Regions from separate parts of the Homo sapiens genome. Here region 1 is linked to region 2. Evidence: read pairs that join two places in POLR2A ChIA-PET (ENCODE). Cell type or tissue: PC-3. All regions are shown on one strand. Links, peaks and the distances in the headings refer to the core of each region. The heading gives the core; the rest is flanking DNA. Region 1 overlaps STPG2 (sperm tail PG-rich repeat containing 2). Region 2 overlaps STPG2 (sperm tail PG-rich repeat containing 2).

Region 1 (5,396 bases), core at 158-5,157, 93 kb after region 2:
AATGTTGTACTCCGTCTGACAAATAGCTACTTGTCCTTCAAAATATAACTCTAACACACTTTAGAATCCTTTCTTGATTTCTATCATTCCCCAAGCAAAATCAACGCATTTCTCCTTTTAAGCCTCATTGACTTTATTTGGATCTCATTGTATAATTGTTTAGATATTTGTATCTTCCATTGAGGAATGTGAACTCCTTGATTCAAGAAGCTTTGCCCTATTCATCATCTTTCTATCCACAGCATATAATAGGTGTTCAATTAATTGTTCATTGAGTAATAATAACTATCATTTACTGAATATTAACAAATGTCAGACACTGTGTTAAGCATTGTGTGTATATACATATATATTCAGATATCATTGGATTCTCACAATAACCTTTTTGTAGAGTATTATTATTCATATTTTAGAGACTTAAAAGGAAGAATATTGAGGCTTAGAATAGCAAAATATCACACACCTAGTATGTGATGGAGCAAGAAATTGAATGCAGTGTGATTCCAAAGTCTGAATTCTTTACCACTAAACCATAAATAAATACAAAAGGTTTTATTTATTTTATACACATCTTAAAATTTTACCATGAATGAGTATGACTTTGGTATATAAAACTCACTCAGTGCAGTACAAACTATTTTACAATAAGACTTGAAGAGATAAGGTGCTCTCCCAAAAGATACTGAATTATTGTTTAAGCAATAACTAAATATTTTCAATCTCTTCCTCACTCCTTCTCTCACATATAATTTTGTCCATTTATCTTTTAATAATTCAACCCTTCCATCTTTATTGACACTTTTTTCACTTCTTTAAAATCCATAATTTAAAAATTGAAAAACTTTCCTTAGAAAATGGGAAAAGTGAGCAATCAGAATTTGAGATACAGTAACTGTAACATGAACAACTAATTTAGGTTTGGGGGGAAAAGCGTGTTTAATTATGTGCAAGTCTTCTTAAGTCTCTGTTCACCCTCAAAACCAAGGCCACTACCACATATTACTAACAGTAATAAATTGCCAAGTGCCTGTTATAAAGCCAAGTAACCAGATAATTTAATAAATATTAAAGACTAACAATGATAAGGAAGAAAGTAAAAATGTTTACATTGAAATTAATGGAATAATCCACCCATTAAAGAAAAAAACACAGAAAGTTTTAAATTATTTCTCCCTTTCATGTCCTTATTATTAACCTGTTTAGCATAATTTTACTTATTTGAAACTAAAACTTTCTATTTAAGATCTATATTAGTAAATTATTTTATGTAACCTAAAATTTTATACTAATCAAGAGAATAACCTAGTCTATAAATAACATCTTTTAATATAACTTTTAAAAGTCTAATAATTTTGATAAATTTATATAGATGAATAGAAATAACTTAGTTTGCAGCTAGAATCTAAATAATATTTTTAAATAGTTCCAAGGTATTTTCATTTGGCAGAACTGCCAAAAGAACTAAAATTTCCAGTTTAGGATTTGCTCAAATGAACTTCAAGGCAAATTTTCGTATCTTGCCACATAATTTTTAGGCATTTGTTTTAATGAATTTGAGAAATGAATGAATAAATAAGGTGTTATGTCAATAAAGAGCCAAAGTATTGGCGCCACCTAGTGAAACTGTACTCAGTTATTTGACCTAATACAAAGCTAACACAGCAACTTCATATATTTTGTATTACCAAATTAAAGAACTTCAATAGAAACAATTACCAAATGTTTTTGCATAGTAAAGATTTATCTTAAAGACTTTGTTAATATTAAGAAAGATACTAAAAAATTTTTCATTGCCAAAGGCAAGACATTCCTTAGTGAACTATTCAGGTTGCATAAAAGTTAATATTTGTGTTTTTTAACAGGAATTCTCAGTAAATTATAATGTCATAAATATTCAAAAGATATATTAAAACAATACTACATGTACAAATTAAGTAAATTCAAGGACAGTTATGATTTAAAAAACTCACATTGATTAAAATATTATATTCATATTATTACACATTTTGTTGCAATATCAGAAAATGCTTAAATCCAAAGATACTATAGGAGGGGGATAAAGATGATGGAATAGAAGCCTACACCATTCATCTCTCCTGCTGGAACACAAAATTTTAACAACTATCTACATGAAGAAAAGCACCGTCACAAATACCAAAACCCAGGTGGCAATCACAGTACATGGTTTTGACTTCATAACGCTAAAAGAGGCATTGAGGAAGGCAGGGGATATAGTCTTGAATCATCGATGTCACTCCTTCCCCATCCCCCAACTGTAGCCATGCAGCACAGAGACAGAATCAGTACATTTTGGAGAGGCAAAGCACAGCAATTGGGGGACTTTACATTGAACTTGGTGCTGCCCTGTCAGAGTGGAGAATAAAGCCATGCTGAGCTCAGCCAGCACCCATGCATAGAAGGAGCATTTGGACTAGCCCTAGCCAGAGGGGAATCACCCATCCCAGTGGTTGGAACTAGAGTTTCTCAGGAAGTCTTGTTACACGGAGTGAAGTGCTCTGGGGTCCTAAGTAAACTTGAAAGACAGTCTAGGACAGAAGGACTGCAATTTCTAGGCAATTCATAGTAGTAGACTGGGTTTAGAGCCAGGAAGCTAGGATAGCACAGGACCTAGGGAGATACCAGCTGGTGCAGCTAAAGGAGAGCTTGTGCCGTGCCTCCCACAATCCCAGGCAGTGCAGCTTATAGCAATGAAAGTGACTCCTTCCTTCTGCTTAAAGAGAGTGAAGAGTAAAGAGGACTTTGGATAGAGTATTGAGCAGAGTTGTGAAGCCTCCATTCCAGGCCCTAGCTCCTGAATGATATTTCTAGACACACCCTGGGCCAAAAGGAAACCTGCTGCCTTGAAGCAAAGGCATGATTCATTACCTGCTGACTAAAGAGCCCTTGGGCCCTGAATAATCAGCAGTGATAACTAGGGAGTTTGCCTTGTGCCTTGGGTTCTGAAATGTGCTGGCTTCAGTGACAACCCAGCACATTCCCAGCTGTGGTGGCTACAGTGAAAGACTCATTCTGTTTTTAAAAAGCAGAGTAAAGGGGACTTTGTCTCGCACCAACTCGACCAGTGGAGTAGAGCAACAAGCAGGCTTTTGGGGTCCCCGAGTCCAGGCCTAGGCTCTTGGACAGCATTTCTGGACCTGCCCTGGGTCAGAGGGGAGCCCACTGACCTGAAGGGTGTGTCCCAGGCCAGGCAGCATTCATCACAAACTGACAGAAGAGCCCTTGGGCTTTAAGTGAACATTGGCAGTGGCCTAGCACAACCCCTCCACCTCAAACCCCCATGGATCAGTGGTGGTAGTGGACACAGGGAGAGGCTCCTCTGCCTGTGGAAAGGGGAGTGTAGGTCAAGAAGGACTTCATATTATAGTTTGAGTGCTAGCTTAGCCACAGTATAATAGAACATCAGGTAAATTCCCAAACACGAAATTACAGTGTTATACTTAACAAAGTATATAGTTGTTTATGCTTGTTAAAATAAGCTTATACTTGACTAAGTATAAAGACCAAATGATGAACCAATAAAAAATAACAACTACAAGACCTAGGTAGTACAATAGGACATAAGGAAAAACAACAAAAAGTTAAAAAAACAGAGAATTAAAGTGTAGTGCTTTTATTAGTTTATTTCTGCATGTTATTTGCTTATATAATTAGAATTACAACAGTTTAAAATAATGGGTTACAAGATAGTATTTGGAAGCCTCATGGTAGCCTCAAATCAAAAAACATACAACATATAAGCAAAATATTAAAGCATTCCACCAAAGAAAATCACTTCCACGAAAAGGAAGACAGGAAGGCATGAAAAAAGGAAGAGAAGACCACAAAACAACCAGAAAACAAATAACAAAATGGCAGACGTCAGTCCTTACTTATCAATAATAACATTGAATGTAAATGGACTAAACTCTCCAATTAAAAGACATAGAGCAGCTGAACAGATGTTTTCAAAGACCCAGTGTTATGCTGCCGACAAGAAACACACTTCTATAAAGATGCACAGAGACTGAAAGTAAAAGGATGGAAAAAGACACACCATGCCAATGGAAGCCAAAAAAGAGCAAGAGTAGCTATACTTACATCAGTCAACATGGATTCCAAAACAAAAACTGTAAGAAGAGACAAAGAAGGTCATTATATAATGACAAAGTGGTCAATTTAGCAAGAAGATAAAATGATTATAAATACAAATGTGCCCAACATGGGAGAACACAGATATATAAAGCAAATATTATAAGAGCTAAAGAAAAGATATACACCAATACAATAACAGCTGGAGACTTCAACACCCCACTTTCAGCACCAGACAGATCTCCCAAAGAGAAAATCAACAAAGAAACATCAAACTTAATCTGCACTATAGAACAAGTGGACCTAGAGATATTTACAGAACATTTCACTCAATGCAGAATACACACTCTTCTCCTCAGCCTATAGATCATTCTCAAGAATAGACTATATGTTAGTCCACAAAAAGTCTTTGAAAATTCAAAAAAATGAAATCATATCAAGTATTTTCTCTGACAACAATGGAATAAAACTGGAAATAAATAACAAGAGAAATTTTGGAAACTATACAAACACATGGAAATTAAGCAATATGCTCCTTAATGATCAGTGAGTCAATGAAGAAATTAAGAAGAAAGTTTAAAAATATCTTGAAATGGGCTGAGCATGGTGGCTCACACCTGTAATCCCAGCACTTTGGGAGGCCAAGGCAGGAGGATTGCTTGAACCCAGAAGTTTAAGACCAGCCTGGGCAACATGGGGAGACTTCGTCTCTACAAAAACACAAAAACAATTAGCCAGGCATGGCAGCATATACCTGTAGTCCCAGCTACTCAGGAAGCTGAGGTAGGAGGATCACCTGAGCCCAGGAAGTCAAGGCTGCAGTGAGCCATGATTATGCCACTACATTCCAGCCTGGGTAACAGGAGTGAAACCCTGTCTCAAAAAAAGAAAAAAAAAAATCTTGAAACAAATGATAATGGAAATATACCAAAACCTATGAGATACAGCAAAAGCATTAAGAAGAGGAAAGTTTATAGCAATAAGCCCCTACACCAAAAAGTAGAAAAATTTCAGATAAAGAACCTAATGATGCATCTTCAAGAACTAAAATGGCAAGAGCAAACCAAACCCAAAATTAGTAAAAGAAAAGAAATAATAAAGATCAGAGTAGAAATAAATGAATTTGAAATGAAGAAAACTATACAAAAGATTAATGAAACAAAAAATGGTTTTTTGAAAAGATAAACAAATTGACAAACCTTTAGCCAGACTAACTATGAAAAAGAGAAGATCCAAATAAATAAAATCAGAGGTAAAAAAGAAAATTCAAAGATCATGCAAAGGAATGAATTTGCAGAAATTCAAAG
Region 2 (5,396 bases), core at 141-5,140:
CTGGCACAGTGAAAATTATGTAGCACCAATTCTGAGCCTAGGCCTTAACATGCATATGTTCCACATTTGCACTCTCAGAGCCCAGAGCGTCCTTACAAGTAGTCTAACTACCTAGACAAAAAATGAGGCCCAGCCAACTCCCAGTTATTACAGCCAACCCCTCTGAGGTGTCATACATGTAAATATCTTGGATATTCCAGCCCCAGCACCAAATGAATGCAGCCAAATGAGTCACCCCAGCTGATACGACATGGACTAGAAATACTACATGCATCAGAAAAACTACCTAAGCCCAGTGAACCCAGAGAAGCATTCTACTGAGAAGGTTAACTCCAGTAAGTTTGGAATCAGCATGAGCCATTTTGCTAAAGTACCTAAAAGGCACTGATCCCTGGTCAAAATACGAAACTACTAATTAATATTATTGTTTTGTAAGTATGGGTCCTATGAGTTTTGGAGTGGTTTGCATCAGCTTGTGAGCACTGCTAATCAATAACAGTGAAAGTGATTATTTGTACCTGGTGTCAGTGAGACCCATGGAGGGCTCTACTGTTGGTGCTAGTTAGGTAATAATATACCTAAATGTCCAGCAGAGTGTAAAAAACCCTGGCAAGACTCCATTTTGTGCTCCCTGATTCTGTGGTGTTCCATGCACATGTCAGTGGTTCCTGATCCAAGACAGAAAGCATGTCCTGTTATGGCCTTAGAGAGGGGAGAAAAAGTTCACGCTGGCCTCTCTGAAACCCTACGGTCTTTGACTATAAAGAATATTCTTAACTTTAATGCTCTTTCTATTTGTATTTTTTTTTCTGTAATAAACTATAGATTTAAGCATTGTCATTTTGCTTTAGTAATCGAACCCTGTCTGACATTATTGGGGCAATCATGGAAAATAACAATTTGTTTTAAGGCACTACATTTTGGAGTGACTGGCTATGCAGAAACAAATAACTGAAACAATATTTACCAAGAACATAGTATTTGCCAGGCACATTTCAATTCACAGATTTTTAAAAACTGTGCCACAAAGAAATTATTTCAAAAACAACATAGCTTGCAAGTGGTTGGGACAGATAGTATTGGTTTCTAGCACAATCCTAGTTACCAACTTCCCTTTTCCTAGCCATCTTTCACATAGAGGTGACTATGACACACTCCTGGCTAATGAATGTAAGCAATTATCAGATAGAGAAAAGAGAAACCAGGGCAAGGCCAGGCGCAGTGGCTCATGCCTGTAATCCCAGCAGTTTGGGAGGCCGAGGTGGGCAGATCATTTGAGGTCAGGAATTGGAGACCAGCCTAGCCAACATGGCAAAACCCCATCTCTACTAAAAATACAAAAATTAGCCGTGGTGGCATGGGCTTGTAATTCCAGTTACTCGGGAGGCTGAGGCATGAGAATCGCTTGAACCCAGGAGGCAGAGGTGGCAGTGAGCTGAGATCATGCCACTACTCTCCAGCCTAAGTGACGGAGTGAGACTCTGTCTCAAAAAACAAAAAAGAAACCAGGGCAAGGTTGGGAGAAAAACTAATTTAATTTTGAAATGTTAGTTTTGTAGTTCCTGTAAACCAAGGGGCAGGTGTCATATAGACAATAATTCATGGAGGTCTGGAGCTCAGTGGAGAGGTCAGGGCTGTAAATACACATTGGAAGTGATCTGTATATTTGGAAGTGATTATTGTATATACATGGCATCTGAGGCCATGAAATTAAATGTGGTGTCCAGAGAATTTCTGTGGAGAAAAAAGTGAAAACGGCTAATAATATTATGTAATATTTATGTGGTTCTCAGTATTATATCCATTTTAATACTATATTGTTAATATCACTAATCTCTTTATAATGGCCCATATGAACCTGTGGATCATTCTACTCTTTAGACTCTACTCTAATATAATCTTGATATCATTTACTATATTTTCCAGCTAACATCTAGATTGAATATTTTCATCAGACTGATAACTATTCCATTTTCCAGAGCTAATGAAAATATATCAATTTTAATTCCTAAAAACAAGATAATATTCAGCATCCTCTTTCTGTTATGTCATCTTATAATAAGGAAAAACAAACTTATAAGCAACTTAAAATGAAAGTTTGAAACTTACAATATTTTCAGGCTACTTCTATCAACCTAATTTTTGCTATATGATTATACTTGACACTATCTTCTTAACAAAAGAAAATAGTTCTTTTATTTTAAATGGACTATATTTTAAAAGTATGTGCTAAATACAGTTAACTCTTTAAGTGATCTAACCTCATGATTGATTGAATACAGAAATATATAAATTTGACTTGAAACTGTAGAAAAGAACATATATCTATTACAATTGTTTGCATAATTGCAACGTAAATTTTGGTTAATTTAGAAAGTATAATGCATTCTTTGTTTCTGTTCTCAGTAAACAAACATGCTCTATGTGGTTCCTTTTAAACTGATTAAATTTAAACAAAATCACATAAACATGGTAAGGAAAACTCTAAGTAAAAATAAATAATTTGAAAATTAACTTTGTATTAATCAATAATACCATTGCAAGTGTCACTGGGTCTCAGATGCAGCACTTAGGGTATATGCCATTCAAATGAGAAAAATTTAATTGGTGACAGGGCATGTTTTGCAGGATAAATCATATACTAGTTAGCTGACTATATGTTCAGTAACAGAAATGGAAACCAAAAGTAGCTTTTCCATATAAATTTAGGCAAGTAAATCAAGAAAGGCAGAATTTAAATGTAAGCTGCTAGGTTTTACTGTATATTAGTATTGCTTTGGAGTTGATGGTTGTCTTATGCAGTTTTAACCAAACATGAAATTGAGTAAAACTGATGAAAAGCCACTTTGATTCCGTATTACATCTGCTGAGTAACAATTTGTGTCACCACTGGTATTAGTAATTCAGCTGAGTCAAAAATTTAATATCGTAAATCTGAAGCTACACTCCCAAGTTCTGAAGTAAAGTAAATATGAGTAAATGTGGCCATCCTGAAAATCTCACCACAATAATCAAGAATTATATAAGGCTTTTGTACTCAAAATTTTTTCACCAAGAGGAAATCTATACAAATAGCTTGTATAGGTTTCCTGTAATTACTATACCCTATGTGGTACACTATCTAGTAGCAGTCAAGATTTATAATGTCTATTTTGGTAAAATGGTGCTATGTAAATGTTCGGAGTTCATTAACATTTATTACTATGCAATGCAACGTGAACTTCCACAGAGTTCCTTAATGTCAGTATAGTCTTCCTGCTCTTTACAAGTCCAAATTCCTCTTTTTAAAAGGAAAAGAAACATTATCACTTAATGAATAATACACAGACAATTAAACACATCCAAATGAAATAATGTTAAGGGTTATAAATCTCAAATGAAGCTAAAGTACCCATATAAGATTAATTATTATTACACTTGCAAAGACAGAGAATTCAAATGCCTGCTAGGACAAGGCAGGCAAATAAGTGCTAAATGGAAAACGGCGTACAGGAAATCACTCATGCTTATCCTCAGGAGCAGCATTTAATCAGCCCCAACTGGCTATTATTAAATTCTTTTGTTCACTTTTAAGTCAAACTGGAAGTCTGGATTTGTATGTGAAATTTCACAAGTTACAAACATTGGCAACTAACTCAATTTTTAGCAACTATGAAATAACTATAAAAATACACCTGTGGATTAAATTCAGCCCATAAGCCACCAGATTCCCCACTTAGCTCTTTAATATCTTAGAGTATAAGTATATTTAAAAATATTCTTCTACGTGGATGACATAAGGGCTGACAAAAAAATATATATTACTCCATATACATAACTCCAGATCTAGTGAAATCAAAGTCTAAAAGAGGTTTGATCAATGAGTTGGCATTTTCTAAGCCTAGTTATAGTATTATCATGATGAAATTATAATGTCCATGTTTATAAGTAGTAGCAGGGTTTCATGATCTTTACACACACTAATAGCTCTGAAACTAGGATTGCATTGGTCTGAAGAAATCTCTGAAGTGCTGTATAGGAAAAGGGCCCAATTACTCATATTTATTTAAGTAAATTATTATGTGGTAATAAGAATACTGAGTGACATCAAATAATACCTGATAGCGTAAAAAGACTGATTTTGTCTTTGCAATTCTCATTGTTATAAAACATAATACCTAACTTCCTATTATATTCACAAGTTAGTGAACATAATAAATTAGAATTTCCCATATCTTCTGCTCAAAGAAGTATACGGAGGATGGGCAATGGCAATCAGAAAAAGAAGTAGGAAAGTAGCTCAGCTGGCCAGATGTATAGACCCCTCAAGCAGATGAATAAGGTCATCTTATTCATCTTATTAAAATGAAGATGAGGTCATCAAGTAATAAAAGTACCAGAATAAGAACTTTCTCTGACTCTGTGTGCTGGAATGTCAATATGGATTTCATATGGATGTAGGGTCAAGAAAATGATGGAGAAATTCTCATTCCCTAAATTGAGACTACTTGTAATTACCTAAGAACATTAAGACAAACAACAAGGCAATTAACACTGAAGATGAAGGAAATTCTTTGCTTATGTCTTTAATAACAGCGTTTTTTAAAGTTTTTTAAAGTGCACACTCATTAATGGGTAATTAGTGCACATGAAGATCATCAATTTAAGTACTTTTTAAAAAATGTTTCTTAATTTTGGTAATAAAAACCAGCCATACATTTTTAAATTAGCATAAAAATAAGTTTTATTTCAATGAGAAGGATAATATTGTTTGCAGTCTTTCACCAAGGCAGCTATATGCAACTCAATGGTGGGCAGCTTAATTTATAATTTAGGTTATATTTGCAGTTCATTTCTCTTGCTAGCTTCTACTTAATTAGAAAATTCTGAATTCACAATCATTGATCACTACAAATAGTGCCAACAGTTTAATGGCTGTCTGATAAGTCTGGATATTCATATTAAACATAAATGGCCCAGAAATTATGGAGTGCTGGCTCAAAGACTACTGTCAGCACTCTAACAGATGAAAAGTTGTAATATTTTACAGGCAGAAGCTGGAAGGTTGGGTGTTTCAACTTGGAAGACAACACTGACTACATTTCTAATCCACTCTTAAGTGGTTTTCAGTCCTGGAAATTAGTTGCTCATGCTCTGTTGGAACATTTGGAATTGGCTTACAAATTAGCTAAATAATACATCATCAGTTTTTTTTTTCTCCAAAGACGAAAAAAACACATTGAGCTGGGAAAAAGTCCAAATTCCAGACTCAAGCTATTTGTATTAGAGTTTGATTGTTTTAAAAAATCCTGAGAAACTATTCTCAACATTAAAAGCACAATATTTTGGCTTGGAGGTAATGAGTTCAGGCCACTCAGGATAATAATATATGCCACTTAAAAAGACTACATGAAATC

The links. Peaks named below come from ENCODE experiments on the same cell type or tissue, not always from the same donor. Only the 100,000 strongest peaks of a DNase experiment are listed, where the experiment ranks them.
Region 1: POLR2A ChIA-PET joins it to region 2 with 5 read pairs; 1 of 35 experiments calls an interaction of 5 or more read pairs at or near these places.

The regions. Positions count from the first base shown.
Region 1 is chr4:98,091,429-98,096,824 of GRCh38, forward strand. All of the region lies in intron 5 of STPG2 (sperm tail PG-rich repeat containing 2), which reads right to left. Among named protein-coding and RNA genes, the nearest start is that of STPG2, 49 kb to the right of the region's middle. In PC-3, for the core only: a CTCF peak has its summit at 1,607 (motif pointing left); a DNase peak (open chromatin) is centred at 2,903; H3K27ac peaks cover 446 bases.
Region 2 is chr4:97,998,211-98,003,606 of GRCh38, forward strand. The region is part of intron 5 of STPG2 (sperm tail PG-rich repeat containing 2); the gene reads right to left. Among named protein-coding and RNA genes, the nearest start is that of STPG2, 140 kb to the right of the region's middle. In PC-3, for the core only: no CTCF peak of the experiment used is centred there; a DNase peak (open chromatin) is centred at 2,921; H3K4me3 peaks cover 559 bases; H3K27ac peaks cover 2,174 bases.